3 separate regions of the Mus musculus genome follow, and all the other regions are linked to region 3. The links are chromatin loops, found by intact Hi-C in ENCODE. Cell type or tissue: gastrocnemius. All regions are shown on one strand.

Evidence for each region. Hi-C counts contacts between places; a loop is a spot of excess contacts. Peaks named below come from ENCODE experiments on the same cell type or tissue, not always from the same donor. Only the 100,000 strongest peaks of a DNase experiment are listed, where the experiment ranks them.
Region 1: a loop joins it to region 3, with 7 times the contacts of the local background. A loop is called at or near these places in 28 of 42 quality-filtered maps.
Region 2: a loop joins it to region 3, with 5 times the contacts of the local background. A loop is called at or near these places in 25 of 42 quality-filtered maps.

The regions. Positions count from the first base shown.
Region 1 is chr13:109,340,236-109,348,235 of GRCm38, reverse strand. All of the region lies in intron 3 of Pde4d (phosphodiesterase 4D, cAMP specific), which reads right to left. Among named protein-coding and RNA genes, the nearest start is that of Mir582, 19 kb to the right of the region's middle. In gastrocnemius, a CTCF peak has its summit at 6,065; DNase peaks (open chromatin) are centred at 267, 2,626 and 4,450; H3K4me3 peaks cover 539 bases; H3K27ac peaks cover 947 bases.
Region 2 is chr13:109,353,266-109,361,265 of GRCm38, reverse strand. The region is part of intron 3 of Pde4d (phosphodiesterase 4D, cAMP specific); the gene reads right to left. Among named protein-coding and RNA genes, the nearest start is that of Mir582, 33 kb to the right of the region's middle. In gastrocnemius, a CTCF peak has its summit at 4,810 (motif pointing left); no DNase peak of the experiment used is centred here; H3K4me3 peaks cover 358 bases; H3K27ac peaks cover 3,315 bases.
Region 3 is chr13:109,543,447-109,551,446 of GRCm38, reverse strand. The region is part of intron 3 of Pde4d (phosphodiesterase 4D, cAMP specific); the gene reads right to left. Among named protein-coding and RNA genes, the nearest start is that of Gm32703, 110 kb to the right of the region's middle. In gastrocnemius, CTCF peaks have their summits at 2,947 and 3,500 (motif pointing right); DNase peaks (open chromatin) are centred at 2,020, 3,516, 4,171 and 6,598; H3K4me3 peaks cover 1,240 bases; H3K27ac peaks cover 2,148 bases.

The DNA of each region.
Region 1 (8,000 bases), 200 kb after region 3:
TTCCTGCTTTTGTACCAGGGTGACATGTCCTCCCAAATGTCTCCAATACCCTGCCCTGGCTTCTTACACATCCGTTTTCACCAGACGTGGGCAGGCATTAACCCCTACTCCCATGTAATCCGGAAGCATTAATGTTTTTTGACCAACTGCGTCCCCAGTGCTCCCATGAAACCGTTCCAGATGGATCTTTCTACAGTATTCCATTGCCATCTGCCTGCTAATTCTCTTCAGCCTGAATGTGAGCTCACTGGCCACGGACATTTTCCTGAAACCATGCCATACCTCCCGCGGTTGTGCCTTTGTGCCTTTGCGACAGTTCTTTCCTCTGTCTGAAATCTCGCTGTGCTAATTCGTGGAAATCCTACCCAGCCACAAACTTCAGATAATAGGGAAGCTATATACAAGGACTGGAGTTACTTAATTCTCCTTTGTATTTATTAGCTGATACTAAGGAAAATCTTGAGCTCTATGAAATCTTGGCACTTCCCTCTGAAAGTAAAGGATACTATTTTTCTGTGTTAATCTAGGATAATTGAAATGAACAGATATTTTAAATCATATGGCTATATACAAGCCAGTACAATTCTAACATGCTCTGTGCGATGGAGAAGCTATGAGGATCTCCTGAAGTTTCACCATGCACTCACAGGACATCTTGCTGAGATCCCAGTCCTTGTGATGTTTTCATGGGTAATGCTATAATGTAGTTCCCACACTACAAATAGGCTTGCCCGAAGGTCCTATCTCCTTAGGAATAAACATCTACATTTGGAAGACTACAGAATTACAAACTGTATGACATATTTTATTCAAGAACAAGAACAAAGAGAGATCATGATATAATCATATGATGGTATGGTCAACCCATTTTATTCAAATGAAGTTATTTTAAAACATTCTATATATGTGCATAAGTTGAAATCAGTATTTACATTAGTACTGACTGATAAGTCATTAGACCAACTTCTGAAAGGCAGTGTAAGTGCCAACTATTATTTTTAATCTATTTTTTAGAAATGAAAGACAGAACTCTAAGCTGTTTATTATTCTTTTTACTTTTGGCTTGAATTTATGATTATAGAATTCTATTATTTTTTGGGAGGAATCTAATAAAGATTGGAGAAAAACCGCTCTATCAAGTATTAATATCAATATGTTATATGATTTAGTGAGTGTAATGATGAAGATTGTTCCTTTAATTATCATTCTAATAAAATGTTTTATTTCATATACTCAGCATATATCCATTTTCAGCATTGTAAATTCATATGAAGAAGCATAAGAAACGAGCATGCAGCCGTGGTCCAGGCAATAAGATCAGCATCTCCCCCCAACCCCCAGTTCAACCATCTATTTCAATTACCAGTTAAAGGAGCAATGTGGAGGTGCAGATTAGATTCTCATCTGGTTTTAGCTAAATGTAGCCTGACTTCTCCAAAGCCAAAGATCACAGAAAAAGCCCTCAAAGACTCAAATTATAACCCAGGCAGGCAGGTCGCGAAAGAAGACTAACACTTTTCTTTAAGAAAAAAGAACTCCTAAGATTTATTTTATTTTTCATTTGTGTGTGCACGTGTCTGTGTATCTGTGTGTGCGCTCAACTGTGAGTGTATGTATACATATGTACATTAACATGGCACAAGCATGCACATGTGTGGGTTTCCACAAAGACCAGAAAGGGGTGTCAGATCCTTTGAGCTAGTTATAGACATTTGTAAGCTACCTGCTATGGGTGCTCGGATCTGAACTCTCGTCCTCTGATAGGGCAATGGACACTCTTAGTCACTGACCTTTCCCTTCAGCCTAGAAAAAAGAACTTTTGTTTTAAGTAGTCAGATTTTCGATTGTCTGGAAGTGAGCAGGTGATAGAAATACAAAGTCAGATATAAAGGTTAACAACAACTATTATATTTAAAAATGAGTCCACATTTTAAAGATGCTGATTAATTTTTTAAATAATTTCTTTAATTTTCTATAAACGGAAAAAACTAGCATACCATTAATGGTGTAAAGAAACTTCATCACGCACTGAGCAAATGTGGGGATCCCTTCTTCGGAGACCTTTCTAAATGAGGGGCGGGGCCAATGGTGATTGACATACAGGAAGGAGGATCTGAATTTGAATCTCCAGTCTTCACATAAAAACTGGACACCTAGCATGAGAGGGTCTGTAATCCCAGTGTTCCTACAGAGAGATGAGAAGCAGAGACAAAGGAACCTCCAGAAGCTTGTAGGCTATTACTTTCCCTGTTTGACGCTCTCAGACAAGACAGAAGGTAAGGACCAATGCCCGAGGCCATCCTTTGTCCTTTCCGTGAAAGCCATGGCACACACACACATGTTTCACATACATAAGTGTTCATGCACATATATGCACATGCAGGAAAAAAGTCAACATTCTAAATGATTAAAACCTCCAGTTCTAAAATAATTTAAGTATATTATTCCTGAACTTGACATCTTACAAAGGCCTGCGTTCTCAGTGTCTATACAGCATGGTCTTGGAGATATTTGATGTATCTGTGGACTGTCCCTAAATTCTGGTAAAACTCTAAGCTAACAGGCAAGGCTGGAAGCACAGTTGAGACAGGCTCTCATTTCTCCCTGAAACTGCGTGCCCTGCCAGCCCAGTAAAGTTTGCCAAGACCACACAAACAGAAAATAAGTGGTAAATTAGATTAGTATTTCATTTTACAACTGGAAGTCATTCTGAACTCCTTCCTTGAATTGGAGAATGAAGACGTGCCCAAACCAGAAAGCATTAGGGCTCAGAGATAATTATTATGGAAGGCTTAAAAACATTTACCAAATGACTCCCCAGGGACGCTCTAAGAAGAAATGAAAGAAAAAAGTTTGCACCACCCACAACACATAGATTCAGTAGAGTCATGAACCAAGTAAGAAAAATCCAGTCTATGAATCGGATAATAACCTGATATTATTCCTTTCAAATTTCTCAACTGTTGGTTCTACTACATGATTGAGTGAGTTCATATATTATTAAAATGCCAACACAAAATTCAATTCACCATCCTGAGACATATTGTCACCTATGATTCTTTTTTGTATAATCTTTTAATTTTTATTAATTCTGAGTTTTTGCTCCCAAAACCTAGAAGGGAACTGCTTACTGAAAAGTTATTTTTAAAAAGTCCAAAGGACATCACATATTATTTTTTTGTGTGTGGAGATACCACAATTCATATAAAGTGAAAGATTACATATCATATTCAAAATCCCTTCCAATTCTATGTTCTAAAAATTTTTTCAGATTCAAGAAGAGAAAAGGAAGCAAGTTTAACATTCTAAATGTGCGATGCACTGGACTTCCAAACTATGACGACGGAACCAACACACTTATTGGCAAGTAGCTTTAATCACATCATAAAATAGATCATAAATGTATTGTTTTACAGGCGCTCTAATGTCTCAACAAATTGAAATAGTTCCATCCATCCTTTTCCACCTACAAAGCAAAGGCACTTAGATCCCAAGAACTGACAATGGATAGCATTCACTGTAAAGAAGTTTACTCATTTCACAGGCATGAAAGTTTGAAGCTGAAATAAATACTCTTTATAGATCCCTGATTTTAGGGTAGATATCACTATTTTTATAGGGACATGCCACTGAGACAATGTGCGCCCCAAATATTTGCTTAACCTAGATGTCCAGGCAGAATAAAGTTTATTTTTTGCCATTTTATCTCTCATAAGGTATCTGTGCTAATTCTGCCATCTCACCCCCATTTTAATTTTCTTAGGACACAACTGGCTGACTAGGACTCTGCTCTCTACACTCCTATGGGATGCTTACTTCTTTTTGAGCACATTTGAAGAGTGAAAGCGAATTACTGCCTATCTTAGTCAGGGTTTCTATTCCTGGACAAAACATCATGACCAAGAAGCAAGTTGGGGAGGAAAGGGTTTATTCAGCTTACACTTCTACATTGCTGTTCATCACTGAAGGAAGTCAGGACTGGAACTCAAGCAGGTCAGGAAGCAGGAGCTGATGCAGAGACCATGGAGGGATGTTTCTTGCTGGCTTGCTTCCCTGGCTTGCACTGCTTGCTCTCTTATAGAACCCAGGACTACAGGCCCAGCGATGGTCCCACCCACAAGGGGATCTCCCCCTTTGATCACTAATTGAGAAAATGCCTTACAGCTGGATCTCATGGAGGCATTTCCTCACCTGAATCTCCTTTCTCTGTGATAACTCCAGCTGTGTCAAGTTGACACAAAAACAGCCAGTACACTGCCAGAGTAAATATATCTCAGATACAAACAGAAGTGCCATCCTTTAAAACCGTGAAATTCTGCTAATTATTACCCTGATAGTTTAAATAAATCAGAAGCCCATGGGAAGGACAATTGTCTCCTAGCTGCTATCGGAGCTAGTCAGAACCGTGCAGCTTACTCTAGGGGAGGCATGGTGCCATCTAGTGACCAAAGAGTAAATCACACGTGGGCTATCCCTCCCCTCCCCCAGTCAGGCTCTGGGTTACACCCAGAACTTGGATCACAGAGATTTGAAAGAGAAACACAATACAATTTCCCCAGTTAGAAATACTACTCAAGCCATTTGCTTTGTAAATCATTCTGTGTAGCTGCTAAGGAAACTATATGGGTTATAATAAGAACATGACCGTCTGACTCTCAGCTTTAAACTACCTCTGAGTTAATCATACAGTCTCCAAAGAAATGCCCGTATACAATAATCCCAATGAACTGTGTTCTTTTGTTCATTGAGCGTTAATGTGGCTTTTGAAACACAGTTCCAAGCATTGTTCTGTAAAGCATGTTAATTTGAAATGTCTTGTTTTATTGACTCCATACCTTGCTAGAACGGCACCTAAATTCCTGAACACCTAACATATACAGAAGAATCATTTAATGAATCAAATGCATAACACTTAAAAAAATAAAATATTTCTCAAAACAGAACCAAATGTGTTTCTCACTGTCAGGATAAATGTACTTGATTTTATTGTTGTTTTGATTATAGAATTAAATCTCTACAAGAACCAGTATTATTTCTGATGCATCATTTCATTCCCCATATCCCTGCCCAGACATCTTTCCCTTCAGCAGAGAAACGCCTACCATAGCAAGGACACCGCACCTTCCTAAAGAATCAACACACTCGACTTTATGGTTTTCTAGGTTCTGTTTGTATGCAATCTCTGTAAGAGGCATGACCCTTTGTTTGGCATTCAAATCACTGCTTCCAAAACTCCTTAGAACTCAGAGCATCCTTTCTTCAAGGTCCTCTCTGCAGCCCCCATCCTGATGCTTCCCAACAGCTTCCCCCCCCCCCACCCGTAGGAGTCTGGAATTACAAGGCACCATTTGGTTAATTGAATCTAAAAGGGCAGGGAGGGGGAATTACTGTTTCTCGGTATTTTCAAAGGATTTCGTCAGTACTCTATGTTTCCAGTACGTTTCTGCAACATATTTAAAGCAGCTGATTTTGTAGGCATTGGGTTACATGCATGGGGTGCAAAGCTCAGACAACATCTTCAACTGTTGTGCAATTCTCAATCATGCTTGAACTCTTCTCTAGTATTGCTTAATTTTAATTCAAGCAAAAAAAAAAAAAAAAGCATTTGTGTACGCTGCAGTAAGCGTCACAAAAGATAACAGCTCTTCAAGTACAGAGACTGCTGTGACGTTGGGACAGAGGGAAAGTTCTAAAGCCAGCAGCACATCTAGCACAGCCACAAATTTTTTATGTCTTTTGTTTTAGTCCTTTGTTCCTCAGGTAAGAGTATCTAAGGTTGGAAGCCAATAGCTAGAGTTAATTATCCACACAAACTACTGCATTTAGAATGTCTTTCCTGGGCATGGGAGGGGGGGTATTTACTGGAAGCAGGGTAAATGACTAGCAGTGACACCCCCGAATAAAATAACACCCTTCCTCCAACAACCTTTAGCTGCTAATAGTCCCTCAGGGAGAGCAGGCCCTTGTATGTCCATTTCCCTACCATCCCACACCCATGTTGAAATGTTAAGGGGTCCAGTGTTCTGCAGGTCTTATTCAGACAATGATAGCAGTTCCTGAGTGCAATGCTATGTCATGACCAGAAGATGTCTTTGACTGCACATTTCTCCATACTCTGATTGCCTCTCTGTGATGCTCCTGAGCCTCGGAGGCAGTGAAAAGAGCAATCTCACTTAGGAAGGAGAACCCCACCGTCACTTGTTATTGGTTCTTTGGCCAGTGATGGGTTTCTGCGTTAAGCATTGGCAGCTGCCATGAGAGTTTTCTCTGATGCACATTAATTCTTAAAGGGAGTGATGCTTTGCATGGTGACTTTGAAATTTCTATTGCAAAACATTCTTGTGACAAATTGCTTCAAGAGATCAGACTGTAACCTCTCGTTTTACATTCAGATGGGTATGATGGTCTTATATGTTTAATATTGAGCAGGACTTTCAGTTTGTGGAAAAGAAAAGATGAGTCTCATGTGGAGAGACCAGACTACATTTACTAAACAAGACAAAGAGAATCAGTTATGAACAACTTTAGTTACAAATTGTGATAGCAAATCAATATGCCTGTGCCCATGAAGAGTTTCCTTAGAAATAAACCTTACTTAGCATTAGCTCGGGGCTTTGTTTTATATATATATATATAATATTAGATATTTCACCTGTATTTCAAAGGCCAGTAAACATTTATTTAGTTAAAATTTCATTTGGCCAACAGACATAAACTAAAGGCTTCCTTTAGCACAGGTTTGAAGACAGTCTAGTCTCATTTTATAATATCGATAAAAATAAAAGGTTATATTAATCTATGATAAACTAATGAACCCTCAGGTAGCTTGTTAGCTGACAACTTTTGTAATTTCATATAATACTAAGGGACTTTTTTAAAAAAATAATTGAAGTCTCACACTGCTCTATTATAGGAGAAATTAATTTAAAGGAATTAATTTAATCTTACATTAAATATATACACCGAAGCATGTATTTTATTGAGACTGTAATAAGAACAGAAATGTAAATGATTTTAAAGCTGGAAAGGGAAATTAAATACCTGTGGACTTAAAAAAAAAGTTGATTAAGAACACTTCTAGACCAGTGATCCCAGCTATTTGTATTTGTATTTACAAAAAGCTATAATTAAAATATAGGCATTATCAGTCTGAGGCAAAAGCTGGACTAACACACACAAATTCATTATTTTACAGCCTCACGCCAGTGATTTAACTTGTACCTCATCAGTATTCTAGTTATCTCTCCTTTCTTGATCCTCTTAAATAATACACTACCTAGCACTTATCTAGCCTTTCTAAGAGGAAGCTTCAAGTTTGTTTTATATTGATCATCTTATTGACTTACACTAAGAGAGGCAGTAACCAACCAGAACCATCTGGGAAAGACGAAGAGAAGCACGGGCAGCCAAGACACACCGAGAGTAACTTTTAGAGACACTAGCAGGAGATGCAGATATCCTAGAATTACAGATTATAAAGTTGCTTGGCTTACTAAGGACTGTGGATCAGGACAGAGCTCTGCTCATTCTAAGCATACCATCTACCAAGCCCGTCTATATATCCCCTGCCTCCAAGTAGCTTTTTCATAGACTAGAGGCAGCACTGAAACCCAGAGTGGTAATAACACCATGACTCTTGTTGGTCAAAATTTTGCAAAGGTAACATACTTACTGACTTCTTTACAAGGGTGTTTAATACAATAATTAGAAATGGGTGGGATGTCTGAATTACTCTCCAAGGAAAATCCAACCTTTTCCCGGTGAGACGCCATGCAGGTGTGTCATTCAAAATGAGTAAAGTCCTCTGTGTTCCCCAATAATACTGCTCACACTCTGACACACCCTAGTGTTTATTTGTGCATTTTTTATAGCGATCTCCTCCATTTTGTTTTGGGAATGATTGGCCACACCTTTTTTTCATCTTTCTGAGTCCTTAATATTAAATAAGTGCTCAATTAGTAAGTGCTCAGTAAGCAAGGGCTTGGTAATGAGTACTCAGT
Region 2 (8,000 bases), 190 kb after region 3:
TACATATGCATTCAGCTCTATGCCTCCCTTCCTCTCTCCCTCCCTCCCATGGCTAGAGAACTGTTGCATTAATTAGTCCTTTCAGGTTAGAAAGCACCAAGGATAGTGAAACCAAGGGCTAATATCCAAAATATATAAACAACTCAAGAAGCTAATCACAAAAAAACAAAACAAAAACAAAACAAAACAAAAAACCCAAACAACACAAAGAGTATAGAACTAAACTAAGAATTCACAACAGAGGAATCTCGAATGGCTGAGAAACATCTAAAGAAATGTTCAAAGTCCTTAGTGATCAGAGAAATGCAAATCAAAACAACCCTGAGATTCCACCTTACACCAATCAGAATGGCTGAGATCAAAACCTCAGGTGACAGCACATGTTGGCCGGGATGTGGAGAAAGAACACTCTTCCATTGCTGATAGGATGGCAAACTGGTACAACCACTCTGGAAATCAATCTGGAGGTTCCTCAGAAAATTGGAAATAGATCTACCTGAACATCCAGCTATACCACTCTTGGGAATATACCCAAAAGATGCCCCACCATGCCACAGGGCTACGTGTTCCACTATGTTCATAGCAACCTTGTTTGTGATAGCCAGAAGCTGGAAACAACCCCAACAAATATATAGCAGAGGACTGTCAGGTCTGGGCTTAGGCAGAGAAGATGCACCTAACCCTCAAGTGACTGGAGACCCTAGGGAGTTTATAGTTCTGGTGGGGTTGGAGGTGGGGGATGGGGACATCCTCGTAGAGACATGGGGTCAGAGAGGAGGTATGGGATGTGGAACAGTTGGAGGGTGGGCCAGACCGGGAAGGGAATAAAATCTGGAGTTAGAAAGAAAGAAAGAAAGAAAGAAAGGAGGGAGGGAGGGAGGGAGGGAGGGAGGGAGGGAGGGAGGGAGGGAGGGAGGGAGGGAGGAAGAAAGCACCAAGACAGGTTCTCTAGAGACAAGGCATATGCTAAGGCTCTGCCATCCTGTTATTTAACCTTCCTTTTTCTAGTGGTTTCTCTTTTGCTAGAAAGCGTCTCTTAAATTCCTGTGTTATGTGACTCAACAGTGAGTGGTGAGAGCCATAAGGATACCAGATAATGGAACGAGGCCAGCCTTGCCTCATACCTAAATCTTATGTAGGTGCTAGCAGGTCTGGAAATGGTACTAGCAGGTCATTTAGTTATAATATAACTACCAACTGTGAGAGCTTTTGGAAGGTTCTTAGAGCCCTAAATTCCAGGGTGGCTGTGGTAACAGTGTATCTACCTGGAAGCTGTTGTAGGGTCCAAGAGAAAACATTCAACACAAAATACCAGGCACGCTGGAAACATTTTTGAAAGGGTACCTGTTACAATTACCAAAAGTTATCTTGCTCATGACAATGTGTCCATTTAAGAATACAGTTATGAGCTTTTTTAAAACAACAAATTATAAAAGAAAAAAATGCAAAGCACACTACTTCAGATATATTCCTATTAAAAATGATGAACACCTTGTGCATCATGAATGACTCTTCTCTCTTAATCTCTCCTACTATAACTGATAAAACTGAAAAGTCTCAGAATGAAAATTTACTTGTTGTAATTTTCCACCCAACTGCCAATCTGTCAGAGAATCCCATGCCAGTCCTGTGGCCCAACAACTCCTCAGTGACGGAAAATCACTTCTGAAGACCACGCCTTTGTTCTGCTCTGAAGGCTTTCAACGCTTTCTGACCAGAGATTCCACAAATCTCCAACACTGGACGTTTTAGACTGACTTTCTAACATAACACAATTTCTTTTCTAAAATAATTATGGTAGTTGTGTATGTTTTCTCTCAAAGCTTACAGCCTCCTCTTTCCTGTGTGTAGTCTCAGGACACACCATCTGTGTATTTTAACACTTCAAGATGCATAGCTTACCTGTGGCTATTTCCGTTCATGCAGGGTATTTAGTACCCAACCACATCGTCTTTCACCTGCCTTACCTGCCTGCTGTTGATATTAGAATAGTAAGTCATAAAATAAATACAAATACCTTCAATTTTTCTCCAGGCAAGAGTTGCAATTTACTTTCACAATACAAGGGAGGGTTTTTTTTTGAGTTACACCTTTATTATTTAACAATTTGATTTTAATTACCATTTTAATATTGTTTGTAAACTAGGACAAAAGAGATCATCAGTTTTGAAAATATTTGAATGTACTTATGACATATATGTTAAATTTGGTTTAAAACTCCTAAGCAACATATTAGTATGTTTATGAGCTTGAAACTATTTGCTAGATTGCCATTAGGGTGAAATTTTAATAAATATTTTAATTGAAATTACTATATTGGAAAATAATTGCTAAATATAATTTGCTATGTAATTACACAATGTCAGGCATGGCCATAATCAAGATTTTCAAATGTCATTTGTCAATGATACACATATAAATATAATAGGAAAATTGTATTATTCTCTTCCCTGTACAGATTAGAAATTATTTTAAAGTGGGGATTCCTGAGTACATAATTTACTAAAGTGACTCATGAAAAGTATTATTAATGCCAAACTTCTGGCTACTCTTCTACGCTTTGAAACTCTACTCTGTTCTGTTTTCTCAAGAATCCAAAATGGAGGGCTGGATTTTAGAGCAGGTCCTTTGGTCTGAGGCTCCTCAACTGACTCCAGAGGTCAAGGAGGATAAATTATCACTGTCAAACTCATGGCATCACTGCATGGCTTGATATCGTGCCAACATGTATGTGTGTACATGTATCATGCATGGGTGTTTTGAGACAAACGGAATATAATTTCGGATGAAGTTTTTACTATTTAATCGAAAGCTTTGTGTTTGGCAGAAACATTCATCCCAAGTTCAATTCCTAACCTAGAAAAGATGTTTTCCATCAATAAATAAAATCTCTCTCTCTCTCTCTCTCTGTGTGTGTGTGTGTGTGTGTGTGTATGTGCCCCTCCTTCCTCCTTCCCTCCCTTCCTCCCTTCCCAAAAATAAAGTTTATTGCATAGAAATATAACACACACACACACATGTAAATCCTCTCCTTCCTCTTCTCCAATGGCTCTGATGCAGAGAACCTATAGATTATACCTTACTAGAACGTCTTTCAAATGTCCAGGTAAGACCCCATCTATACATTCTGTATTAGCAAGCTGCACATTCATGTAACCATCTACCAGGTAGCACTTACATTCCATTCTCTAGTTAAGTTTTGCCACCACTAGCTTTTCTGTCAGTCCCTTGAGAAAAGACCTAGAATTGAGGGATAAACTCATCGTGAACAGCCACAAGCATGACACCCCACTAGCTGCAGACCCAGCCACTGCCTGCCCCTCGTCACCACAACAGCTACCACTCACCCCAACTGACCAGCACCACGATGAAGTACCCCGCTTTGCAGAGCTCTAACAAATACTTGATGGGCTAAGTGACTGAGACTGAATCACTTCGTAGATAAACAGACCCACCAGGTCCCTGTGGATGAATACGTGGCTGACATGTCTACATCTTTCCTTCCAAGAACTAGAAGGACAAGGTGAACGGAAGAGAAATTAAATGCTGTGTCACTCAAGGGTCAGAATGAAAGGCACAGGAGAGGCTTGTGTGGCTGGATGCTTGGCATCTGGATATCAGGAAAGGAAAGTGAAAAATTACTTTTCAGGTTCTTCTGAAGAGTGAACAAGAAAAAAAAAAAGACAAAAACGAAAACCACAACTGAGAACAGCTTCTCCCAACTCCCAAACCCTCAAAGCAGAGCTTCCAGCATTCTCTTGAGAGAGGGTTGAGAGTCTTCATAGGTTAGGAACCCCCTCCCCGCCCCACTCTGATAGTCTATTCAAACATACTTTTTAGTACTTAGCTTTGTTTTTTTCTGACCCGTGTCAGGTAACCCCAAGTAATTCCGCAACATGCCTAGAGGTATCAGTCACAATGAACAAGCCATTGATTTTAACATTCATATTGATCCCACCAAAGGGCTAGTTCACAGCTACAGCACACATGAGATGGTCCAATTCCTGCTTTAAATGCTCTGGTCCCTGCTTTGGATCCTTGGGTTCTGATTGCTTCCTATACCAGCAGTACAGTGCCTACACACAAGCAAGAATGTGATTAGAACATTGAAATAATCACCCCTTAACACTACAGGGCAAACTTCTGGAGGTGTCAAGACTTTATTCTAGGGAAATTTTCTGTCCAGTGCTCGTAAGCAGTTTGTGTCTACTAACTCATACTTCCAATACAAAGTATATGTTTTGTAAATTGTTTCCATGAAAATTATTTGAACTCTATTTATTTGCCTTTTTTTTCCCCAAAGATGGATGACAAAATTGTTTTCTCACTTTTCCTTTCTCTCCAAATTCTCCTTCCCAAAGTCCACTTCATCTTCTAAAATCAGAGTTACCTGGCAGCATCTTTAGATTAACTCAACACAATTGTCTTTTGTTTTTCTAAGATGAGCAGAGTTCTGTAGTTATACATTTTTTTTTTTGGAGGATATCTGGAATTCAACCTCAGGGTTTGAGAACACCACCCCACTCCCACCCACAATGATGCTCATTTAGATTATAGGGCCCCTTTAGTTTTCTTCTGTGTATTTCATTTAATGAAGTACAGGTAACTGGCAAGGATACACACAGTCACATGAATGACATAAAAGTTGCTTGAAAGATTGCTCAGAGGAAGTCACCACAAAGACCGAGCTTTAAGCAGGGGTCCCCAAAATCACACAGACGACAGCTATATAGAAAGATGGTCTTTATTATTTCTTCAAACTCCAATCCACCACTCAGCTATAAGAATGCCTAGAGTATCCCCTACTGGCCAGTGTACTCCATGGCTAGTGACAGGACATGGGAGAAAGAATGAGTTCACTGCTGCAATTACAGTACCAGGGGCCAAAGCAAACTTCAGCAGCCCTATTTCGGCCTTTGCATTTCGTTTCACGATGTTGTTCCTGCAGGGGTTCTCCTCAAGGTTTAGCATGCTTTACTTACTCTTGCAAAGTTTTCACGAGCACGTTGAAAAATTTAGCTTCCGAGCAAACTAAGTGGCATTTAAAATCAGCAAATAAAATTAATTTTTGCTCATGTTAAGTAGCTTTTGCCTCAGAGGGCAAGTTATCAGATAACATTCAAGAGCTCTACTTACGGTTGCGTATCACTTATACAAAGTGGTTATGTGCATTGAGTTTTAGACTTCCAAATACTGGTGTATTTTTAATGAGATAGATCTGAGGTGATACCTAAGTCTAAACACAAAACATTTGTTTCGTATACATCTTATACATAAATCCTGAATATAATTTTAAAAATATTTTTAATGTGCCTAAGATTTGGTTACAGCTTTGTCACATGAGGTTGGGAGTGGAACGTCTCTCTAGATGCTTTACGTCGTTGGTGTTTAGAAAGTTAGATGGAGGACTTGGGGTTTTAAAACTAAAAGATGCTAAATCCTTACCCGTCCCAAGTTAAGGGGTTAGCCAAGACCCAGATGAACAAAATGGCGGCGGCAATGTCATTAGGATGTTGATTTCTATTAACAAAAATGAATAAGAAAGCAAGCGGGATGCTGAGAATTCAATTCAGATGCCCTATATTTTCTCTCCCTACCAAGTGTCACATAAGACATGAGACTTGCATAAACAGCATGCCATTGCCTTCTTTATCACATGTTTATATAGCAAGAAATTTGCTTCTATCCTCTGAGATAAAACTAGGCAAATAAACATGCGCTTCAGTAAATTACTGTCAAACATAATTAGCTTCCATATCGAGAGAGATAGGTAGAACTCGACACTGTCCAGCATTGATCACACATAGAAGAACAGTCTCATGCCCTTGGCCTATTCCATCTCTCTTGCCTCATTTATAAGTTTGTAAGAATCAGAGAGAAATAAGCTACGTGGTTTGCCTCATAGCAGAAGGAAGATGGGCATGAGCTCTATGCCTCACATCCAAGTTGAAGTCCGGGAGTTTTCTTACTTTCAAAATAGGGGTCCTAAGGGCTCCCAATGGAGGAGCTAGAGAAAGTACCCAAGGAGCTAAAGGGATCTTCAACCCTATAGGTGGAACAACATTATGAACTAACCAGTACCCCTGAGCTCTTGACTCTAGCTGCATATGTATCAAAAGATGGCCTAGTCGGCCATCACTGGAAAGAGAGGCCCATTGGACACGCAGACTTTGTGTGCCCCGGTACAGGGGAACGCCAGGGCCAAAGGGGGGGAGTGGGTGGGTAGGGGAATGGGGGTGGGTGGGTAAGGGGGACTTTTGGTATAGCATTGGAAATGTAAATGAGCTAAATACCTAATAAAAAAAAAAAAAAAAAAAAGAAAAGAACACACGATGCCTTAGACATAGCTGTGTTAGAAGTTGATCATCAAAACAAGGAATAAAAAACCATGTCACCAGAAAAAAAAAAATAAAATAAAATAAATGTTTTGCCTGGAAAAAAAAAAAAAAAAAACAAAATAGGGGTCCTAAACTGCAGTCTGCTGACTCTGCTCAAGCCGCTGTCTGAAGAAACAGCTATAACACACGAGTGGATCTCCAGGATGCTTTTCATAATGAACCTAAATTTTATGATGTAAAATAAATGAATTAAGAAGTCCTTGAAAAGGGTATTTATTGTGAACCAGGGCTCATTGATATACTTTGCTATTTATCTCCCTATAGCACTAACACAAAGTTACATGAGGAAAACATTTAGAAGATATCCACCTTTTGTTTATTTTCATGGGCAGTTTTCAAGTAGGAATGTTAATTTTAAGACTTTTCCTTATCACGCGAGGGAAATATTCAATATTTTATTACACATCGGATGTTTAGTTGATTGTAGTTTGATATTTATAACTATTAGGGTTTTTTTCTATAAACAAACTGTTTTACTGTATCTCCATCCTCTGCCAGAGCCTCCTAAGACTTCCTAAATAACGACATCTCTGCAGCACAAAGAGCTATTTATATGCTCACCACATTTTCAGTGTCATTATTGGCAACACATTCGTAAGCAACTGCTGTGGAGACAGGATCAAAATATACAGCAGAAATCTGAAGACAGTGGGCATGACGGGCCTGGTAAAGGTTAAGAGGATAGCATCGTCTTCAGCTCTACCCACCACCTTAGCCTCAGCCCATCTCAAAATACATGCAGGAAGCGTCTCCGCCCCCACTCACATTCCAAAGGGGATGTAGGATTTAGTTTGGAAATCCAAGCCTCAAGAACCAGTGCCGGTCCATTTCTTAAACCATTTCCTTCACTTTACTTGCTTTAGAAATAACCCCAAGGTTGAGAAGAAATCTTTAGAGCTAGAAAAACTTCCAAAGGTTTCCAGGGTCCCATGGACTAATGAACTGAAGCTAGAGAGGCCATGTATGGCAGGTCCCCTCTGCTCCCGTTCTTAGAAGACCTATCCCCTTTGCTTACTGCAATATGGTAGTAGGAGTACTATATATTTACATTTCAAGCTACTTATTTTGGTTATAATGTTGAACCAGGTAGCCTACAACACAAATTGCCACAAACATGATTCACTAATCAGCCAAGGCACTCTGAATGAGTATACTCATTTTGACAATAAAATGATATACTATTTGACACATATTAATCACTCAAAATTAGAAGGGGCTTAGGGTTTAATTCAGTAGTAGAGAATATGCCTAACATATACGAGGTCCTGAGATCAAGTTGTACCATACACAAAGTAAAACAACAAAAATATTGTGTGCACGTGCTATAGGGTGATTAAAGCAACTCGTAAAGAATTAAGAGAAAACATGAGTGTGTAATTTATGTATCTATTTACATGTATTCATTTCTATTTTTATACTTTACAAATATTTTGCTTCATTTATGTGTATATGAATATGTGCAGATTGGTATGAGTGCCCATGGAGTCCCCAAAAGGGCGTTAATCCTCTATAGCTGAAGTTACAGGGGTTTGCAAGCCTGCCTGACATGGTTGCTGGAAACTGGATTCAAGTCTTCTGTCAGAGCAGCAGGTACTCTTATCC
Region 3 (8,000 bases):
GTGCGTACTCAGTCCTCAACTGAAACATGGCCACATGTCACCTGGCATTATGTAGTAATGAGTGCGTTAAAGAGGTCATTTAGTTAGAATGAGGTCATTAGCATAGAACCTAACATAGAAGAATTCATATTTATATTACGAGAAATCCCAACACAGGCACCCGGAGGTCTAGGGAGACTACAGTCACCTGCTTTCCAAGGAGAGAAACTTACATGGAAACCAACCTTGAAGACATTTCACTCTTAGACTTCTAACCTTCAGGACTGCAAGGAAGTAAATGGTTCTAATTTACATCATCAGTCCATGGTAATTTATTATAGCAACTATAGCAAAAGAATTCATGTCCTCTACTGAAGAATGTCTTAGGACAAGGATATGCCAGTTTGTGTTGGGACTCCTGCGGAAGGATTTGTATCAGAAGCTGTCTGAATTGAATCAACAGCTGGATAATGGAAAGGTGGATGACACCTAAGAGGGCAGGAAACTTGATGAGGCCAATGTAACCTGGAGAGAACTCCATTTAGCCACTGGGCCTTGTCTCAGAAATATTTTGGCCTTTGCAACTTGTTCATCCTCAATGTTAAACATATTTCTAATATATAAAGTTTTCATTCATGTAGGATCATTTATAACTTATATTAAACATAATATATTAGTATCAGAAGTTCTATTCTGGTACCAGCATGAGCACAGTGTTTATCATAGATGTTTAAAATCTTGAAATACGTATCTACAAAAATGACTATGGGTCAGAGCAAAATAGCACTGAATCATTATAATTGCATTTCACATCATATTTAACATGGATGCAGAAGTTACCATGTATAAAAAAGGGAAAAAGAACAGAGGAGTGAGTCTTTTGAGAGTGCTGCCATTCCTCTCACTTATCCAGCATCTGGATGGAGCTTTTATCTCCATAGTCATGATCACATGCCACACGTGTTTAAGTTTCAACAGAGCTGTATAAATGAAAATGAAATAGTAAATCTATTTCCTCTACCTTAGTTCCCCTTTAAAGACAAAGACTGAAGAAAAGAGTGTCGTGAACATGACCACATTTGTTTTTATCTGGGAAAGGTGTAAAAATAGTATTCGAGAGCATAGTTTCCAGCTGAGAAATGGACACGACACCCATCTTAGAACAGGACTGTTTATCTAGAAGAGGTGAATGAACGTTTCATGAGCATTCCTTAGCATCTTCTTTGTACTTGGCGCAGCAACAATCCACCCCACCCATCCCCCCGTCTTCCCAGACTGCCAGCTCCCTTGGGAAAAGCCAACTCATCTGAATGCCCCTTATATTCTTACCAGCAGCAGGAGTGCATCCATTTTTACCATTCACACTGGTGCCTCTATTTTGTTTTAAGCCATTGATTCTACATCAGGCAGGTGCATTTTTTCTTTCAGCATTGATAAAGTAGGATATCAAAATACTTACCTAAAAAAACAAAACACACAAAAAAAGAGAACGATTACAGTGAATTCTTGGTCACATTTGATTGACAAAGCTCTGGACAAGGACAAAAATGACCAATGGTGTGTAAAGGCATCAGGACATATGTAAACAGAACATACATGTGAATGTACATTTATCATACATATATACTTCTCTGAAGCTCTAAGGAGCAAAGATTAAAACTCAATATAGGGCAAGTTTTGATTTTTCTTTCTTTCTGAGTTTCTAGACATTATCTGGCTCCATCCTGAAGGCCTAATATATTCCTTTCTTTGGAACATTAACAAGTTTTGCTAATTGCCTGAAATAATGTTTTCGTTACTATAAGCCAGAACACCTTAACTCAATTCTTGAACCAGAGCTTCAGTTCCGTATGTCCCAATAACACGGAACATGGATAGTAACATGCCACTCACAGGTGGGTTATGAAAAAAACAGGATTTGATTATGTCATTTTCCTCGAGTGAGAGGCATTGCTTGTTGGCAAAGAGTCTGCTCTCTGAGACACTGGGAACCACTAACACAGATGGCACCAGAGTTAGCATGCACAACAGAAACAGCGCATAATGGAGAAAAGCGATTCTATACACATTCAGAAAAAGCTAGGTTGAAATTATAAATGACAGATGTCGCTGGCTGTCATTAGTGTGTCAGTGGAGTATGGGCTTTGATATCTTTGGCATTCTGCTAAGCACAGAAATCCCCACCGTCTGCACGGGGAAGGCAGAAATGGCATTAGCATAGCTCTGGTGAGTGACAATTCTGGAATGGATGGCACAAGCTTTGGGAATACCAAATGAAGAGGCCTGTCCCTTCTGACAGTTGTCAAAAGCCAAAGACAATATTCCTTCTGAAAAATAATTTCCTCAATTCATCCTTGACAGAGCAGAGCCAAACAAGGAAAGAACCCCAAGGGAAATGGGACTTTAGTGAGACGAGTATGAGAGACCCCCCTTTTACACTGAAAAGACAGCATCCATCCGTGTTTTCATGGAGGGAACAGTATAGAACTGCGTGGTATGGTGCTGGCTGAGAAAGGAGAGGCACTGAAAGGCAGCGCAAGCAGCAGTCCCCTGGCCTACTTGGAGCAAACATGATTGCTCCATCAGCATCTTTAGCAGTAACATTACTGGAGAGGTAAAATGAGTGAGAACAGTTGGTAAATGTATGTATTACCCAGCCCCACTATACACATCCTGATTTAGGGACCGTGTGCTAGAAGGCACGGGTTCCTTCTCTGTTGGTGTGATGCTTCGCAGAGAGCATTCTCGGAGGGTTTAATCTCCGTTATGATGTCAGGACTTAATGAGACATAATTTAATGAAACATCAGGAAACACATGCTTTTCCTCCTAGTTTTTTTTTCTCATCATCAAACTGCTTATAAGGAAAAATACCTAGTGTAAAACATCTCGTTTTAATTGTGCTAGGCCATTAGTTAAGACCATTTTTCAGACTTCGAATACGTTATTTAAAAGATGCAGTCCTCATTCCCACTCATAGAGGGCGCTATTTTCTTGTTCATTCCATTTCAGGCACTTGATTAAAAAAACAAAACAAAACAAAAAAACCCAAATACCCCTCCAATGCTGCATCAGTGAAATAAGCCCACAAATAGCTTGACTGTAACAGAGTATATGGTAACAATCCTTTAAGGCAGATTCAAATGAATTTTTAGCGTAGCCATTGCTTGTACTGTTTTTATCTGAGTAAGATGTGGTGAGAAATTAAACTTTCATTTCCTTCCAAAGATTGTTTTTCTTATACTCTAAGATTTTGTTACTTTGCCCATTAATAAATGTTCACTAAATTTCTTGTAGAAACGTGTTTACAGAACTGTATAACAAATTTAATATCACATACAAAGATATCTTCAAGCAAAGTGCTTTACTATGAAGTGAAATATAATTTTAAAATGAAGTCATAAAATACACAGGAAACCCTCCACCTACAATCGGCAATACATCAGACCTGCAAGATGTGCTGCGGCAATGATGTGTAGAACTTGTGGGAATGGCCAACAGATTTCGGTTTAACTTGAGAACCACACCACCAGAGGGAGCCCATGCTCTATACGACCTGATAGCTAGGACCCAGAGAGAGACTGGAGAGCCCAGAGCGCTAAGGCTGAGCCACAGTACTGAGGGAAAAAAATCCTAAAGATATTCTGCTATCCTCCTAGATCTAGCGACTTGTCCAGTCATTCTCAAAGAGTCCATCTTCAATGGGCCAGCAGATGGGAGAAGCTTTAGAGACCCCCACTCAGACATTATGTGGAGAACCTAACTGGAGGTTCCCATAGGGTCCTTCTCCTAGGAGCTCTGAAAACCCCGTGGAAGAGCAAAAAAACAAAAAAACAAAAAAACAAAAAAACAACAACAAAAAAAACAAAAAAAAACAAACAAAAAAACAAAAAACAACAACAAAAAAAAACAAAAACAAAAAAAAACAAAAACAAAACAAAAACAAAAACAAAAAAAAAAACAAAACAAAAAAAAACCAAAAAAACCCAAGAGATTATAGAGTGAGAGAGGATGGAGGACACCAGGAGAACACGGGCCACTGAATCAGCTAAGCAAGGGCTCACATACATGGGCTCATAGAGACCTAAGTGACAAGCCCAAGGCCTGCGTGGGTCGGCACCAGGTCCTCTGCATATATGTGATGGCTCCGTGTTTTTGTGGGGCTTCCAACGGTGGCAGTGGGTGTGTCTCTGACTCTAATGCCTGTTCCTGAGCCTCTTCCTCCTACTAGGTTGCCTTGTCTGGCTTGGATTCGAGGGCCTTTGCCTTTCCTTACTGTGTATCTTGTTTTGCCCTGTCTGACCGTCATCTCTTAGAGGCCTGCTCTTTTCTCAAGAGGAAACTGAGCGGGTGTGGATCTGAGGGAGAGGGGAGGTGGTGAGGTCGCTGGGAAGCGTGGAGGGAGGGCAACTGTGGTCTGATGTATGAGTGAAGAATCTATTTTCAAAAAAGGAAAAGGAAAAGTAGTTTATAGAACTATATGAAATTTAATGTTACCTATAAGGATATCCTCTTGAAGTAATGTGTTATACTATGAAGTAAAATGTAACTTTAAAATACGGCCGTAACACTGGCAAACTGTGAACTGACCTCAATGTTAATATTTATGGTCATTAGTGGTGAGGTGGAAATGCCTTTATGTCTTTTACTTGCAGGTGAAGCTGCAGAGTCATTTTTAAAAACGAGTTTTCTAAGTGTCTATTTTGGTATATTAGCATCCATTTTCTGTCCCTCCAGTGAGTACAGAACTGTGAAGATTAAATCAAAAGGGCTAACAGGGTTGGTCTGGAGCACGGAGACATGGGGCGAAGGGTAGGAGGAAGCCGAACCTCACGCTGATTTTTTTTTTTTTAAAGCATCTGTCGTTTAGAAACTGAAAGCAGAGATGAAATATTAACCGACACAGGGCGCACGGCGGCATAAATAACTCGAAAGGCTTCTGCAAATCCCGAGGATCACGGAAAGGCTCACACCTTTCCACACCCCTTCAAATCCTATTCATTTCCCCGTCCCCTTCCAACCGCACTGCTGACAACAGCTCCGAAGCGCATCATCCCAAAGGAGGGAGGCTAAAAAGTCTTCCGGGGAGGTGGCGAGCAAGCCAGGCTAGGTGTGTCCTCTCTGGCCTGCAGCATATGGAGTGTTATATTTTTATTTTCTTTAGCTGTGAAGTGGTGAAATAAAATCCACCTGGCTGAGCACCCAGAAGCAATGGCTCTGTAAAAAAACATTTATAGCATTGATTCCCCCCCCCCCCTTTTTTTTAATTTTTAGGTTTTCAAGAAAGTATACTTTGCCACGAGGATGATATCCTCATGGAGACAAGGAGTGGGGAGGAGGAATGAGATGTGGAACAGTTGGAGGGTGGATGGTGGCAGTGGGGGGAGGGAGATAAAATCTGGAGTGTAAAAAATAAATAAATAAAAGACAAAAAATAAAAGAAAGTATACTTCTTCATTTCATATTACAGTGCTCAAAAAAATGTTTGTCGTAAGACTGTGTCTTTTAGAAATGTCAGACAGGCTATACCCACAAAGTCTAATCAACATGGTTGTCTAAAACAAGACCTGAACAACCATGACACCTATGGAAATCCTAATTTGAAAAGGGCAACTAAGGGTCTCGATAGTAGATAAAGAACTGAGAACGATATGATTAGGAGAAATGGTCCTCCCAGAAACAGTCCTCCCAGGGAAATGTTCCTTCACTGATTATCCAATGCTATGTGGTCAGCCTTGAGATCCTATGCACATGATAGGTAATGTTAGACAGATTGAGAAGGGTGTACTTATATTTTATAAGAATATATAAACTATGTGTGTATATATATATATATATATATATATATATATATATATATAACAACTATCAAAGGAAAAGAAGCCATTAATTTGAAAGAGAGAGCAAGAAGGATTTATTCTATAGGAGAGGTTGGTGAGAGGAAGTGGGGAGAATCATGCAATTGAATTATAACTTCCAAAAATGAAAGTTTCAAAACAACCAAAACTATCCACCATCAGTAAATATAACAAAAATTCCCTGTCATAGGGAAGCCAGAAAACACATGGTAGCAAGATACAGGTGTGGGAGGAGCAAGCCCCAGGAATTTAAAAAAAAATGTGTTTTCCAAAAGAGAAATTAAGTTTTCCTTTAATTCCATACATCCAGACACAGTCTTTGAAAACACACATTGCTAAGACCATGTTAGCTACACATGCTAGTGTGTGCCTGATATTCCAGCTACTTGGAAGGATAAACCAGGAAGGCCATTTGGCTCCAGAGCTTCAGAGCAGCTAGGATGACACCGTGATACACCGAGCCCTCTCAACCAAGACATTAGCACCAAATTGAGTAGACTTAGTTTGTGTTCAGCTATTTTAAACCATATAGACTACGTAAATTGAAATCTACAAGAAACATGCCTGTCTACAGAACTATCCATGATCACCTTGGGACTGATCCCTGGCTAGTACAGACATCCAGGGAAGTCATACTTGGAGAAAATGGTTTATGTGCGGAGGCTGATGTTTTTCAAACAGGAAAGGAGAGGGAGACAAAAGGCTCGAGAAGAGGTCTGCCAAAACCCAGTCTGCTCATGACCACAGAGGAGTCCAGCGTCTCCCTGTGCTGTGTGAATCACTTCAGCTGTTGCCACTGCTCCTGAACAATGGCCCTAGTGAGTGGCTTCCTTGTCAGCTTTCCAAGTTAGACCTTGTATGCTGTTCATCAACAACTACATGAGTTATGTTGATCCTCTCTGTCACCTTGACTTTTAATTTCCCCTTCAAAATGGGAGTTTTATGAATTGATTTGATGGGTCGCATTAGTCTCTTCACAGCATATGTAAAACTTACCTCCCTAAATGCTTTGAACATAAAATGATAAGCAGCTCCATTTTATCCTACTAATGTCTACCTAAAACCTACACTGAATACTGCTGGCTCAGCATAGGGGGCCCAATTAGAGGGCTAACATTACACAAGGGGATTTGAAAGTTAGATTTAATTCTACTTGACGACAGCCCCAAACAGAGACCACTGAGTATGGATGCCCTTGACATGGGAGGAAATGGAGGGATGAATGGAGAATGCAAGCAAATGATTGCTTTCTTACAGATTTGCCTTCCTCAATCCCATCAGACACTGTAAATAGAAGGAAATCCACTCTGATAATAAAACCATAGGTTTTGAGATCTGGATAGGCCGGGTTCATGACCTTGTTTGAGTTTTTGTTTTTTTTTTTTCCCCTCATGAAACAAAGGAAAACGATCTTGATTAGAAGAAAGAAGAGACTATGGCACATGCTCAGTAAAAGACTTTTGCGTCTTTTGTTACGTAATTTAACTTAATAGGCTAACTCACTTTCACAGTTTAAATTCTGTATATGCTTCTATATATAGCTAGATTCTAATTTCAATTCATTCAAACTTGTATATTTATTATTGGGTATTTCTAGCAGACAGAATATAAATATCATATGATAATCATATTTGCAATAAAACACATGTTAACTTAGAAATTATTTAATGAGATACATGCCCGAGGAATTATTTGTTGGTTGCAATCATTTGTGCTATTGAGGAAACTGTACGTGCTGTCAAATTTGTTCATAAACTTTACCAAAAGCATCTTTCTTCCTGATGTGAAACTGTCCCAAAGATTCTGTTAAAAATATCTCCTTCTTCAGCAATGAATAGAATCTTTCTTCTTTTGGTAATGTTCTCTAAACATAGCTTACAGTATTGCCCTTGCTTGAACGATAATGCCTGTGACCAGTGATTTTCCACGTCTAGATTTCCAGATGTGATTATTCCTGACAAGGGGTCTCCACTTATTTCAGATGTGTTTTAAGAAATTTGTGAAACTAGAATTCATTTTACCCATCACTGTCACTCTCCCCCACCCTCAAGCAAGTAGCCAAGCTAAGAGAATGATGTAGGCCACTATCAGTGCCCTAAAGTCAACTGTTAGGCTAAAATGGCTGATTACGTTAGCCATGCTGCTCATCACTTCACATGTCAAG